2 separate regions of the Mus musculus genome follow, and region 2 is linked to region 1. Evidence: chromatin loops called from intact Hi-C (ENCODE). Cell type or tissue: left cerebral cortex. All regions are shown on one strand. Each heading gives the region's core, and the rest is flanking DNA. Links, peaks and the distances in the headings are about the cores only.

Evidence for each region. A loop is a pair of places that touch in the nucleus more often than their neighbours do. Peaks named below come from ENCODE experiments on the same cell type or tissue, not always from the same donor. Only the 100,000 strongest peaks of a DNase experiment are listed, where the experiment ranks them.
Region 2: it touches region 1 in a loop (11-fold over the local background); 4 of 42 quality-filtered maps call a loop at or near these places.

The regions. Positions count from the first base shown.
Region 1 is chr2:149,869,726-149,877,437 of GRCm38, forward strand. The region is part of intron 1 of Syndig1 (synapse differentiation inducing 1); the gene reads left to right. Among named protein-coding and RNA genes, the nearest start is that of Syndig1, 43 kb to the left of the region's middle. In left cerebral cortex, for the core only: a CTCF peak has its summit at 3,986; DNase peaks (open chromatin) are centred at 2,932 and 3,862; H3K27ac peaks cover 2,106 bases.
Region 2 is chr2:149,764,046-149,771,757 of GRCm38, forward strand. The region is part of intron 1 of Gm14133 (predicted gene 14133); the gene reads right to left. Among named protein-coding and RNA genes, the nearest start is that of Gm14133, 31 kb to the right of the region's middle. In left cerebral cortex, for the core only: no CTCF peak of the experiment used is centred there; DNase peaks (open chromatin) are centred at 4,182 and 4,688; H3K27ac peaks cover 233 bases.

The DNA of each region.
Region 1 (7,712 bases), core at 1,452-6,451:
TATTGCACCTGACTTTAGGATTCAATTCATTACCAAGTTATGGCTGGAACAGGAGGTGGCCATGATAGGGAATAATGTTCACTTGCTCACTGTTTACAAGTTGATGCTATCCATTAGGGTTTCCCATGTTTCGTGACTATGTGATCTACAGAGATCCCGTAACTATGGCTAATAGTTAATATCCGACTCCCTAATAGTTAAGGACAGAGGATCTTACTTGTGAGTGCAACTTCTATCCCATTTTCATTAGTTGCTCTACAATATTGGGTTGTTGTGATATTCCAGTGCCAACATAGAGAAAGTGATGTGTCTAATTGGCAAATGGAAGCAAATATCCTGTTAGTCAGCTCTTCACCATGATAAATCCTTACGATCAGTATCACATAAGTAGAAGTTTTGCTCCATTGTTTCTGAAATCTCAGTCTTCATTCTTTGTTACTTTGGGTGGATGCACATATTAGAAAGGAGCCCCCTTAACTCATGGTAACCTGGAGGGAAGGAGGAAAGAGAAGACTGTATTTGAATAACCTCTGCAAAGATACCCCTATAGTAACCTAACTTGGTCCCCACAGGCTACTTCTTAAAGTCTGACCACCTCCTGGAAGCCCTGTGCTGAAGGCCAAGCCTTCGAGACATGGGCATTGGGGAACTTTTAAAATGAAAACTGTGAAATAGACACTTCTTTTTCTCATGTCTTACCTTATGTGTGTCAGCTGTCACAGACCATGAAAGCAAAAGCATTGTCCTTTCTAATGAAGTGGCACCCTTCCATGCCTGGCTCAGAGAACAGAACAACAGAAAAGCTCCTTTAAAGCTTAACTTGTAAATGCTGAAATCTCTGTAGTGTCTACTTGGCTGTCAGAGAATCCTCCTGATGAGGAAGAGGGCTGAAGAATGTGTGGATTATACTCCATACCTGTGCAGGAGATCCATTTCCTATTAAGCAAAAACAGATTGCATTCCTGATATGACTTTAACAACCACAGTGCCTGCTACTCCAAGGGAGCCCGAGGGAAATGTTTCTTAATTAGTGAAGAAAAATTGAAAGTGGAAGCAAGAAAACATACTCGCTCTGCCACACACACACACACACACACACACACACACACAGGCACAATGAAAAAAGGTGAGATTTCCTCAAGCTGACACACATACTAAAATAATTAGAAGCTTTTAGGAAAAGAAATCTCTTTATGTTTCTAACTATGACAACAGTGAATTTGCATATTTCATCTATTTATGTATACCATAGTTTATTTTATACCTTATATCTCAGAATTGCTTTTCTTGGAACACTGTATTTCCATATACATTGAAGTGCTTGAAAATGGGTGTTTTATTGGGACTTAGAATGTTGTGCCTTGGATCCTGTAGAGGATCATGAGCCCAGGGGTCATGGTTGGGTCAATGCAAAGAGATGGTACATATGAAGGTGCAGAAAAGCAGAACTATTGCACATTTTATCTCTACTTCATTGGATCTCTATGCCAGACTTCACATTTATCTCAGGTCACAAGTAGTGAGCTGTATTTCTAATGGGAAGTCATGCAGAGCAGAGATCTGAAAGGAGACTATGAGAAAGAATGGTTGGATTCCCCTTCAGCTTTTTGTCTCTAGTTACTCAACCATAAGCAACTGAATTTACGTCGCTGAACCCCAGATCCTTCCTTGAAAATCATGATGGTGATAACAATGTACACTCTACAGAATGGTGGTGACATACTCAGTTGAATGTGGCTTGTCTGGTGTATCTTTGAGATCATACATCCATCAATCCATACCTATCTTATAAAATTAGTAGAAGATTCTCTGGTGTTTCATCCAAGAGAGTTTTATGAACTAGAATAAATAAAGCTGATAGTTCAGGTGTGAATTATAGACACTCACTTTTGTCATTCCAGAGCATCTTGCCACTAGTGATCAGGGCTTTCTACCTGAAGCTTATTTTCATTGGAAGACTTGTTTTCAGTTCATACTGGTGAGCTATCAGGATTAGAGAGAAAAAGTCCTAGGGATAATTTCTATCAACAATTGGCAGGAATGTGGTAAACAGGTGCCCAACTCTTACACTTCAATGGAATTCCCGAGTGTTTGTTCTGTGTTGTCTTCTAGACTCCCCACTGTCTCCAGCTTCCTGCAGAACCTGACTGAATGGCATTTCCCCTGAACTTCACACCTTATCTACAGCTACCTGCCCCTCTTTCTGAAACTACTTCCTAAATAAAGAACAGTCAGCCCTGTAGGATCTCTATCTTCAAACATTCTGAACCAATCATTGACTCAAAAACATTTAGAAGATAACTGTCTGTATGTAGTAAGCATATATAATGACTTTCCCCTTGTCATTATTCCCTAAACTATAGAAGAGTGTAACACCTTCTTACATAATAGTTATATTAATCATATATCATGACTAAGCTAGAGATGATTTCCAGTATATGGGAAGATGTGTCTAGGTCTCATGCCGATACTGACTTGGCCATCCACTGTCTCTGAAGGTGCTGGAATCAGCTATTGGAAAGCTGAGGAATGGCAGTGTCTACACTAAAGCCCTCTCAGGCCAGCCCCAGGGTAGATGAGGGATGACTATCCATGCCCCAGCTTTCCTTTTATGGGAAGCTATGGCAACGCCAAAGCATGGGGATTGTAGCATTGCTGAGAAGGTGCTCTGTTGGGTACCATCACTTCTTATCAGCAAATGAATTTGTCCCAGGAGAAGCATAACCTGGATGTGGCACAAGGAAGGCAATGCACTTGGGAAGTGGCTTTGCTTCTGTGGGGCTCAGGCTGCTCTGATTTGGGATGAATCACAGTGTTCAGTGAAGGCAGGCTTCTCTGGGTATTCCATAGTGAATCTTCCCCTGCACACTCTGCCTGCCAGGGAAGAGCACTGCCCTGAAATAAACGCTCTCTCAAACTGGAAAACTATTTTAGTGACTTTTAAGAATAAACGTCATTCTTTGAACATCCCGTTGACATCTTTCTTAGGAACATGCAGATCTACTTTCTGGACCAAATGCATATCCTCCATGGTACTTGGCCATCTGGCTTCTGGTTAGCAGGTGTGCAAGCCTGAGGGTGTAGAGGTTTTCTTCTTCATTAGAGAGAATGGAACGTAAGAATGGAAAGGGCCAATGGAAAGTTGTGAATGTTGAATTGTAAGGGTTTGTTCAGAGGCATAGCTCTGGGTGTATGGAAAACACATTCGGGGGATTTTCTGCTTATTTTGACATTTGTCCCACTTTAAACTTAGACAAGATCAGATCTTCAGAAGGAAGGAACTTCTATTAAGTTATATATGATAATCATTCAGGATAATACTCTCATAATTGAGCCTGACAGCACACATGACTGGTTAGATTCAGCATGAGGGCTCATAAGTTTTGTCTTTAACTGAGGCAGGTGAGTGGACAAACCTCATCATTTCTTCTTGCCTGCCCTTTCCTGATGACCATCGTGACAGGCTGGTTTTATTATATTTCTGGCAGGGGCAGCATGCCAGTGAACAGAGAAAAGGCTGGGGAAGGGGTTGCTTCTGTCTGGTACTTGTCACACGGAGAACAACAGATGTAGAAATATGACAAGATGCACAGATGATGCTAAAAAGGTAGATGGAAAACATCATGGAAAAATGAGATTAAACCAAAGGGAGGTCAGTATCCCAAATATATACTCTGATGTCCAAGGCTGGCTGTGAGCTCAGCAGCAGCAGCAGTGCTGGGAGACAATCAGTAGCATGACTCATGGTGTCCAAGTGGTAAAAATAGACCAGAGACTCATGAGGAGAGCATCTCCTTCTGCTCTTGATATGAGGTGCAATGAGCACCATCCCCAGAAACACCCACTGGAGGTGCCTCCCAACCCACGCACTCCAGGCTCCCTCCTGCTGCACGGCTTCTCTATGGCTCTTATCCATGTCTCTCCTTGCTAAATTCACCATCCGCCTCCAAACTTTGGATGGAGTGCAAGCTTTACACAGATAGGGGCTGCTCCATCTGGATCTCTGGTGACCCTAGAAAAGCACATATCTAAGAAGTTACTAGGCTGGTGGAATTTCTCAAAAGCCATTCCTTGCAAAATGGATCTACATAATGCATAGAGAGTGGCTTACACCCTGAGCTGTTCTTCCATTGCAGTCTGGGTAGCTTGTTTTAGCACCTTATAGATTGTAATCTAGGGAGCAAATGCAGGTGGAACATTAATAAAGGGACTAAATCACTGACAGGCTTTTTTAAAACGAGACATTGGTAGCTGGGTGTGGCAGTACTTGTCTTTAATCCCAACACTTAGGAAGCAGAGGCAGGCAGTTCTTTGTGAGGTCAAGGCCAGCCTGGTCTACATAATGAGTTCCAGGATAGGCAGGGCTACAGGACTCCACTTAAAACTTAAGAAAAGGTTCAGACATTCAAACTATGCTCTCCACCCCAGCAATGGGTTTCTGTATCTAAGGCTGTGAGCTTCATAAGGCCTGAGTCGTGGAGCTTTATTATCCCTGTGGTGAAAGGGACAAGCTGTTAGCATTAAGTTCTTTTGAAAATGGAACAGCATACATACTTTCAGGCCTTTGCTTTGTGAAAAATAATTCTTCAGAAAATGTCAAAGTGGTCAGGCATAATGACCTATGCCTGCAGTCACAGCTACATGGAACATTGTGGAGCTCTTGAACCCAAGAGACTGAAAGTCACCTGGATGACAACAAGACCCTTCTATGTTCCCAAAGTGAAAGAGGGACAGTGATGTTGGAAAATAGTAGTCTGGGACCTGCAAAGAGTTTGATTAAAAAATATGCATGGGTTGGTGAAGGAGGGTAACATAAACCATGGTAGCGCCTTTGGTATGTACTTCAGGCACAATGCCACTGCGGAAATTAATTCAGGAGTGACACACAGTCAATTCTATTTCTAAAAGACCTTTGAGGTTGTTGCCCAAAGCAAGCATGTAAGCAGGATGGTGCTTGTGATGGGGACCTGGAAGAGGGTCTGGTTGTGTGGTGGTGGTATCCTGATCATAAACCCTAGGCTTCAGAGAGATGAAGTATGGAAGAATTTGAAATCTCTCATGTAAAAGAAGGGTATAGGTCTGTAGGGCAACCTTGCTGGAACAAGATAACCATAAGCAACTGCAGCCATGGCCCATGGGTGACATATTTCTGAGAAATTAAGCAGAGTGAGGCATGGGGAGACTTCTTTTGGTTCTTTGATGTCTAGACTCCCTGCAGTGGGAGGAGAGAAGAGAATCAGGAATGCATCTGTTAGTCCTCACCCCTCACCTGCCCCAAACAACATCACCCCAGCAGTTCAATTTGGGGTGGATGCCAGGAATTCACGTAGAATTCTTAGATGTCTAATTTGTATATTAGTACAACTATCACATTTTAATGAAATTTAAGTGAAACATGATCATAAGGAACCTTCTGTCTCAACTACTCTCCTGCTGCCATAAAATACTCAGATAAAAACATCTTAAGGGAGAAAGGGTTGTTTTGACTCATGGTGCCATGTCCCTTATGGCATGGAAAGGATGCAGGAAGAGCTTGAAGCAGCTGGTTCCATTGCATCAGCCAGCAAGAGGCAAAGAAGATAAACGTGTATGCTTAGCTTGCTTTTTCCTTTATATCCAGTCCAAGATTCCAACCTATAAAGGGATCCCAGTCACATTTAAGGTGATTTTCCCCACTTCAGTTAATCTCATCTAAAGAATCCTTCACTTGCTTGCCCAGAGGCTTGCCTTCTAGGTGGTTCTGGATCTTGTCCCATTGACAGTTACTATTAACCATCACTCTGTGTATATATTTGTTGATTCAGGACTGACTCTTCAAGTCTGCCCCAGGTGTTTGTGCTGTCTGGGTGTTTTCCAGAGCTCTTCTAAAGGGACTGGCCCTAGACATCAGGCCATGAGGCCTGGGATCACTTCAAAAGATCGAAGACCCAAGCCGGGTGTGGTGGCGCACGCCTTTAATCCCAGCACTCGGGGAGGCAGAGGCAGGTGGATTTCTGAGTTCGAGGCCAGCCTATTCTACAAAGTGAGTTCCAGGACAGCCAGGACTATACGGAGAAACCCTGTCTCGAAAAACCAAAAACCAAAAAACAAAAACAAAAACAAAAACAAAAAAAGATTGAAGGTCCAAATGTTGGTAAGCCTCTAAGTAACAAGCTAGACTTCACCACTGTAGCACCTGAAGCAACATATTAAATATTTTCTGGATAGTAACATGTCAGCTAAAGAGTGGGGACACTTAACTGCCTCCCTCTCCCTATTCTATGAAATCCTCTGGTCCTATAGTAAGTGTAGGTCACCTGTATCTCAGTATTGCTGATGGGAGGTCCTTTACACACAACATGGTCCAGAATGACAGATCTGAAAGAGATGGCTTGAATTATTTTATGTGTTGACCCCAACAGTACGATACTTTCCAAATCTTGGCCCTGGATTATACCAAGGGCCTGAATTGGTGCTACAAGGTTCTATAAAGAGCTCCTGGGAGAAAATTTCATTTAAGTCAGCACATCTGTATCTGGAAGCCACACTGTTGTGCTGATGCAGGCATCTGTTATCCCAGGCTTTCAAAGCCTTAGTGAGTTGTAGGGCAAAAAGCCTGTAAAATAAAACTATATGTTTTATACTCCTAGAACTCTTCCTCCATGCCAAGAACCAAACCCAGAGTCTTGCCTGCTAGGCAAGAACTCTGCCACTGAGCTATAGCTTCAAATCTTAGTACATTGAGATAAAAATCTGTGTATGAAGCCCTGGCTGGTCTCAAACCTACTATGTAGCCAAATCTGGCCTTTAGCATTCAGTCTTCCTGCCTCAGCCTCCCTCAGAATTATAGTTTGTGCCACCACACCCAGTGAGCATAGGATAAAGTTAGACTTTTAAAATATGCCAAGTGTTCACACCCCTAGAAAGAGAAAACACTAAGTACCACGGCATGCTCATGTGGTAAGGAAACTATGCCAGATGCAGAAGAACTCCCTCTGAGAGGTAGAGCCCTCAACTGTTTTCTTCCTTGAGGCCACCAGAGTCAAGGTGGTCAGTATATTGTCACTTATATTTTCCTCATGGAAACTGAAGCATTTGCTTCCAATTAGCTTTCTGAAATTCTTCTTAAGAGAAAGAATCTGCTGTGCTCTGGGAGATTGGGTTGTTAGCCTTGTCTTACACTGTGGGATAAAGAAACTATGTGGAAGGAGGATTTGGCTAGGGTACCCATGAGTTTAGCCCTCCTAATAGCCACCCTAAATCAAGCATCTCAGTGCATGTAGTGTGCTGAGAGGTGATTCCAAGAAGCCATATAAGGGAGGTGAGGAACACAAGAGAACAGTCAGCTTACAATTCATTGCTTAGAGCCACCGTCATGTCTTTTTGGAGCCCAGGGAGACAAGGAAAAGCTCCTCAGAGTGACTCTGCCTAGTGATTGGTGACATAGTTCATAGTTCTCTCAAACCATTGGGACCATATCACTCCTAGGACATGGATACCATGACCTAACAAGCCTATAAGCTTCAATTATATTAGAGAAGAATCAGTGTGCCTCTGTAAAACACTTCAGCATCTCAGGGACCTTCAGCATTTGCAGCCCTGGAGATTTCCGAACATTTTCTGATACATCTTTATTGCGCTGTGGTTTCTGAAGATAGATCAAATGAGACTGAACAGTATTTTGCCCCTGGCTGCTGTGGTTGAAGCCATATAAAGCACACCATGGAGCCTCT
Region 2 (7,712 bases), core at 1,755-6,754, 110 kb before region 1:
CATGGCCACCATAAGTCTTCTCATTAGGCAGTAGAGAAAGATCGGGTGAGCCATAATAGTTTACATTCCCTTTGCAGCAGTCAAGTGCAATGAACCCATTCAACAACTGGAAATAGAGAGGATAAAGAGCTGAACAGTGAGAAATAGAAGCAAGTTGGAAAAAAACCTCAGGATTGGAATGAGATGAGATATAATACCACTTCCTATTTGATCTTGGATGCATTTTCTAATCTCCCCAAACTTTAGTTTTGTCATCCTTCAAATGGCTGTAGCTGACAATGTTGTAATTCACAAGTCTAGCTTCCTGTCATTTTCCCTATCTCTGCTGTAGGTATGCTGAGTCAAGGGACTAACTACTGGGAAGTCATTAAGTACCACTCTAACTCTGACTGCCAGCTACTTTTCAGTATCTACACTTGCTCTTGTCACCACAGTGAATGTATCTATCATAAGTATTTATTGAAAAACAAACTTTCTCAAACTCAATGGCAGGTTTTTAAAAATCAATCATGTCTAAAGATTCCCCTCATCCCCCTATATCCCCATAGCTGTAAATTTCCATTCATTCTCCTGACCCTCTGGCCCTCGCTCCTGTCTCTTCCCATGCCTGATCCTGACTGCTCCCCTTTTTCCCCTCCCTTTCTCCTCTCCCACCCAGTTCCCTCCCTTTCTCCTCTCCCACCCAGTTCCCTCCCTTTCTCTGAACCATGATTAATTTATTTTCTGTTCTAAGTGAGTTTCAAGTATTCTCACTTGGGTCTTTCTTCTTGTTTAGCTTATTTGGGTCTATGGAGTGTATCATGTCTACCTTGTACTTAATGGCTAATATCCACTTACAAGTGAGTATATACCATGCATGTCTTTTTGGGGTTGGGTTACCTCACTCAGAATGATATTTTCAAGTTCCATCCACTGGACAGCAAGATTCGCAGTGTCCTTAATTTTAATAGCTGAATAGTATTCCACTGTGTAAATGAACCACATTTTTTGTATTCATTCTTCAGTTGAAGGGCATCTGGGTTATTCCCAGTTTCTGGCTATTACAAATAAATATATACATATATATGACAGTTGCTGTACAATTCAATTCATATAAAAATTAATTTGTGTCGTTGAAGTCAAAGTGGCATCCTTTATTCTAGAATCAAAAATAATAATAATAATAAATGTTGGTAGGATATGATTTGTCATATTTAGCAATTTATGTTTAACCACAAACTTGATACTCTCTTCTTAAAGGTAAATCAATAGAGCTGTGATAGAAAATCCAGAAAGGGTAAACTTTGGGTACACAAGACAAGTCCATACTTTTCCAGAAAGAGACTGTTTTGTCATTCTTTCTTTACAATGTAGTCAATTTTACAATGTGAGGAAATTCTTGAGGGATTTATTCTCTTGATTTAAGAACTGACCATATAGATACAATTTGTTTTCTAATAATTCCTCAAGCTTCACACTTTTGTTCTGTGTGCATTCTGTTTCTATAGGCTACTTAGCAATGGAATGTTTAGAAATATGCATGTGGATCATTTTGGTAAAAATTGTAGTAAGTGTGTGTACATATTGGTATAAATAATGTGCGACATAGATAGTGGGCCTGGGCCACTGTTGGGCAATGGGTCAACAGTCAAGAGCACTTACTGCTCTTGCAAAGAACTCAAGATGATTTCCCAGCACCTACATGTTGATGCACAACTATCTATAATTCTATTCCCAGAGGATACAAGGCCCTCTCTGGCCATCAAGGACACCAGGCACTCACAGAATATACAGACATAAATGCAAGCAAAATACCCATAAAATAAAAATAAAAAAATCTGTGAAATGCAGTATGAAAATATTACTAAGGCATTTATATGTAAATTAATACCTAAGAATTTAATAGTCATGTTTTTCAATGTAAAACCCTAGAAATAAATCTCTAGAACATGAAAAGATTCACAGAGATAAACCATCTTTTCTTTTACTAATAGAAAGCTTGCTGACAACTAGACTGAGCTCAAACTTCCCCTGCCTTTCCCCATGCCGGCAGATAGCAGCTCCTTTTTCCACAACAGAGCAGGAGAGACAGTTAATCATCGTGAACTTTAGAAACCAGGGTGAGTTGAAAGATTAGAGGGCAGGTCAAATCCCAGTTTCTGTTCTTCTTTTGAAAGACAGAGTTTTGTTTGAATTTGACTTTTGCAGTTTTGTGATGAGCTGCAATACTTTACTTGGACTGCAAGTGGGAAAGTCATCAATAAGGCACACTATGATATATTGCTGAACTTCCAAAAGGGTGAAAGCAAAAACATCGTGACTCTATATAGAACAGTCACATGGGTTGGGGTTCTGGAAAACTCCAGGAAAGGATTCCTGGAGAATTAAACAATCTTGATACATTCAGTTTGAGAATATTCAATGGTGGGTTGTAAATAAATCATCAAGAATGAGTATATGAAACCTCTCTGGAAATCAGTCTGGTGGTTCCTCAGAAAATTGGACATAGTATTAACTGAGGACCCAGCTATACCACTTCTGGGCATATACCCAAAAGGTGGTCTAACATATGACAAGTAGACATGCTCCACTATGTTCATAGCTGCCTTATTTATAAGAGCCAGAAGTTGGAAAGAACCCAGATGTCCTTCAACAGAGGAATGGATATAGAAAATGTGGAACATTTACATAATGGAGTACTATGCAGCTATTAAAAACAATGACTTCATGAAATCCTTAGGCCAATGGATGGAACTAGAAAATATCATGCTAAGTGTGGTAACCTGATCACAAAAGAACACACATAGTATGCACTCACTGATAAATGGATATTAGCCCAAAAGCTCAAAACACCCAAAATACAGTTCACAGACCATATGAAGCTCAAGAAGAAGGAAGACCAATGTGTGGATACTTTAGTTCTTCTTAGAAAGGGGAACAAAATATTCATGGGAGCAAATATGGAGACAAAGTGTGGAGCAGAGCCTGAAGCAAAGACCATCCAGAGACTGCCCCATCTGGGGATCTATCCCATAAATAGGCACCAAAGCCAGATACTACTGTGGAAACCAAGAAGTGCTTGCTGACAGGAGCCTGACATAGCTGTGTCCTGAGAGACTCTGCCAGAGTGTGACAAATACAGAAGCTGATGCTCACAGCCAACTATTGGACTGACTATGAGTTCCCCAGTGGAGGAGTTAGAGAAAGGATTGAAGGAGCTGGAGGGGTTTGTAACCCCATAGGAGAAACAACAATATGAACCAACCAGACCCCCCAGAACTCCCAGGGACTAAGCCACCAACCAAACACTACACATGGAGCGACCCATGGCTCCAGCCTCAAATGTAGCAGAGGGTGACTTTGTCAGACATCAATGGGAGGAGAGGCCCTTGGTCCTATAGAGGCTTGGTGTCCCAGGGTAAAGGAATGCCAGGACAGGGAAGCATAAGTGGGTAGATGGGTGGGGGAACACCCTCATAGAAGCAGGGGGAGGAGGTATAGGATAGAGGGGGTTTCTGGAGGGGAAACTAGAAAAGAAGATAACATTTGAAATGTAAATAAAGAAAATATCTAATAAAAATAAATCAATCAATAAATATTATTTTAAAAAATTGGTTTACAAGTCAAAAAAAGAATAAACATATTACACATTTGACTACTTTTTAAGAACAGTTGGGTTCTAGCACTGCTGTAAATATGTAATCTGGCTCTTCTACAAATCCCCATGTAATAATGGCTGTCCTTTTTCAATGTTTGACTTATTCCTTCATGAAAATTATCCTCATTTTGTCTTAATTGCAAGGTTTCTATAATCAATCCTTTCTTTCTTCTTTCCTTCCTTCCTTTCTTTCCTCCTTTGTGGTCTATGACAGCAATAAATGTTCTTTAACCAGTTTCACCTCTTTTTAACCATGAAACAATGACATTACAAAACCTGCCATAGACTGGTACCTTGACACACATTGCTTTCAACATGGCCCTCAAACATGACTGAACAACCTCCTGAGTCTCAGCTTCAATCCAATTTTCTCTTGGTCTAACTTTTCTTCAAAGACATATGAGAAGGATCTAGAGTGAGAAGTTTATTTGGAGATATCCTAGAAAGGCAGACAAGGGGGAAGACAAAGTGAAGGGAAGCAGAGACTTTAAAGCCAAGAGACAAGATGGTATGAGTCATGATGAAGACAACTGAGGTCCAACCCACTGGGAACCTTCTGTGAGGTCCTCTGAATGTTCTGTCTGAAGGACAAAAGTCTGGGATATTTACCAGTGACTCATCTGCTGCTGATTGGGGGTGTATTAGACCATTGGCATTCCTAGAATGCCCTGTGGGGAGGTGAGCATCCTGACACAGGGCTGGATGATCCCCTAGGACGTGGCCTACTGTGGTGCAGGTATGAGAAAGGTGCTTCTCTTTTTCATTGGAGCTGAGATCTGCTGTTACTTAAAGACAACTCAGAGCATTGGCTATTGGTGGGGGTAGAGAGGTCCCACAAGAGCATAAACAGAGATAACATCAACATCTAGCCACATCCAACTGTGCACAGCTTGGAGTAGAAAACACCCATTGAAGCTACTGGAGCCATCTGGTGAAGAAAATGCCTCACACTCACACATCCCACTGAATGAACCAAATTACTCCAGAACAAATAAAGAAAGCTGGCATACTGTCTCCCAAGCCTTTACTTGTCATATATATATTTGCTCAGAAAGCATCTGCACCCCAGACAGCACCCACACTTACTTCTCATCCTAGTTAGCAACATTCGCACCACACCCAGAGCTTGCCATAACAGTGCCAGAAAGCAGCAGCCTCCCTCACTCCTCCGTGTCACAGGCAACAAAATGGAATTCTGCCCTAAGCTGCACTCACTGGGGCTGAAAATATTTTTTTAATGCCAAAAATTAATTTGAACACTTTTCAATGTTCATCATAAGGGATTTTCATCTTGATTTTAAAACTAGAATATTCATGGGTGTTGGCAACTCCACTTGGCTGTTTTATTCATTCTTTGACATTGAAATGTTAACTGTTTTGGAGAATAAACTCATACCTAAGAAAACCAAACTACTTCTATTAAAATAAAACTCTTTGGGAATGACTGAGCAGAAGCAGATGTGATGGGCAGTGCTGACTCCATCCACTGGCAAAGGGAAGATCCCCAACCCAAAATACAAGAGCTCCTTGGTAAGATCCAAGAGGGGGCAGGGGAGGAGAGAGGGAGAGAGGAAAAGGGAGAGAGAAGGAGAGAAAGGGAGAGAGGGAGAGAGAGGGGGAGAAAGAGGGAGAGAGGGAGAGAGAGAGGGAGAGAAGCCAGAGTGAGGTCTGGCTATGAGTCAGCTGCACACCTTCCTGGAGCATGAGTGGTCCAGACAGAATGCACCATGCACCTTGGAAGAGGCACATAGGAACCACCTTGAAAATACAGTTCAGTTTCTGTTATCCATGTGATGGTATTTCCAGACCCCAGCATCTAGCCCCAAAATACTACTCTGTGTTGTAAGGCCCTGTCCCTTAACCACCCACCTGGATCTAGATCTACTTTGGCTCATGTGTTACCCTTGCTCAATAGCTTCAATGCCACTCTCCCAACAGGATACCCTCCAAAGCTTCCAACTTTATTCCTGTAGTCTCTCTGCCAGCTTAGGTTAAAAAAATACTCTCAAATCAGATGTAAGAACAATATAAAAGCCTGTTATGATCTCATAGATTAGTATCAAACTGGTTATCCATCAGTGTCATGTGGGCATCATTTGTTGAGGATAGAGGGAAAGACAAATTCTGTATGCATTGGTGATTTCAACTGTGGTTGCCAAGTAGAACTATTAGGGGCGCTTTAAATATTCCTGATACTAAGAATTAATACCAGGAATATATAAAGAACTCAGAAGTCTATATGAGAAACACTTAAATGCAAATGGTCAATAAATAGGTAAACAATGTTCAACCTCATTAGCCATCAGAGACATGCAAAAGCAAAATACATTGAGCTTCTACCTAACTCCATTGAGAATTTCAGTCATAACGAAACCAAATAAACAGTGCTTGAAGGATCCAGAAAAGGGGAAGGCTTGTACTTACACACTGCTAGTAGGAATATGAACTAGACCAACTGCTACAGAAAATTCTCCAATACCTTCCAAACCTACAATTATGCCCCAGGTTTACTGCTCCTAGATATTTACTCAAAGAGTTCCATCCAGGTCAAAAAGCACAGAGATATTTTCATGTTAATATTTATCACAGCACTATTCACAACAGATTAGTTATAGAAATGATCTAGGTGTTCAAAGTTAGAAGAATAGCATTCAGAGAATGTGGTGTTTTGTTCCATCTTAAATCACAGAGTTATGTCATTTTCAGAAAAATGTATGCAGCTAAAGATAAACATATTAGGCAAATTAAGTCAGCCTCAGAAAGATAAACACCATATTGTCTTCATTTATTTTTCCTAGATTTTATATAGACCCATGTAATGATGTATGAACATTTGACATTGAAAGTACAATTTTAACTGTCTATGGGGGCAGAGAGTACTAAATAGGAAGGGGTTAGGAAAAGGGGATAGCAATATGCATGAGCTATGGAGTAGGATTGAAGTTTGAAGCTCTTTATCCCACAAGTAAACTGTTTTTTTTCCAAAATTCTGTGTGTTCTTTTCATAAATATGGAGAAAATGGAATTTGTTTCATTGAGTGGCAGTAAGAACTGAGTAAAAGGAAACCTGCAATGTTTATGATAAAGTGCCAGACACGTCTGAAGGGTAATTATATTCCTCACAGAAAGGATGCCACTCTCAGGCCCAGCTTCTCTTCATCTCAGGAACAGACCTTCTTGCTGGGTGAACGGACTTATCAGAATCCGTTATGCCCTATGTTTGTTTAATTTGGTGATTATCTAAGTATATTTAAGACATGTCAGGCTAGACAAGAGCAGCTGCTCATAGATGTGATCTGACTAATGATCAGCAGCTAGTACAACACTGCAGTGGTCCTCTACTTTCCTAGACCATCCTATTGATACTACTATATTTAGTAACTGGTCTAGTTTCTCTCTGGTGCTATAATAAATACCTTGACCAAAAACAACTTGGAAAGGAGTTTATTTGACCTTCACTTCAAGGTTTCACTCAATCCTAGAAGAATGTCATGGCAGAAGTTCAAGCAAGAACTATAGAGGAATGTCAATCAGTATCTTATCATCTGACTTGACCTTTGACTTAGCTAGCTTTTTTTTTTTTTTTTTTTTTTTTTTGTCCCAGCGCCACCTACCTACGGATGGAATCATCCATAGTGAGCTGGGCTCTCTAATATAGTTTCTCACAGACAAATCTTACCTGAGCAATTGCTCAAAAGAACTTTTTTCTCCAGAGGTGACTCTACTAGTTTGTGCCAAGTCAAGGATGACAACTAACCAGGTTAGCATTGTAATACACTAAAATTGAACTACTAGGCTTAAGAGATATTTCTGCCTTAACTTCTGGAAGAACTGAAATCAATAATGTTGATCACTGTGCCCCATTATATCTCATCCTAGGCAGGGCTGGCCTCAGAGGGACAAAGATAAATGTAACACTATTTGTTTATGGTTCCAATGATTAATACTGAAGAAGGGGATTCCCTGAAGAGCATCTCCATCTCTCCTTAAGACACTGATTTGATGGTAGCTCTTGCAATCTTTAACTGTATTTAACTGAATTTAGCTGTATTTCCAAGAATATGCAGCTTGTTGT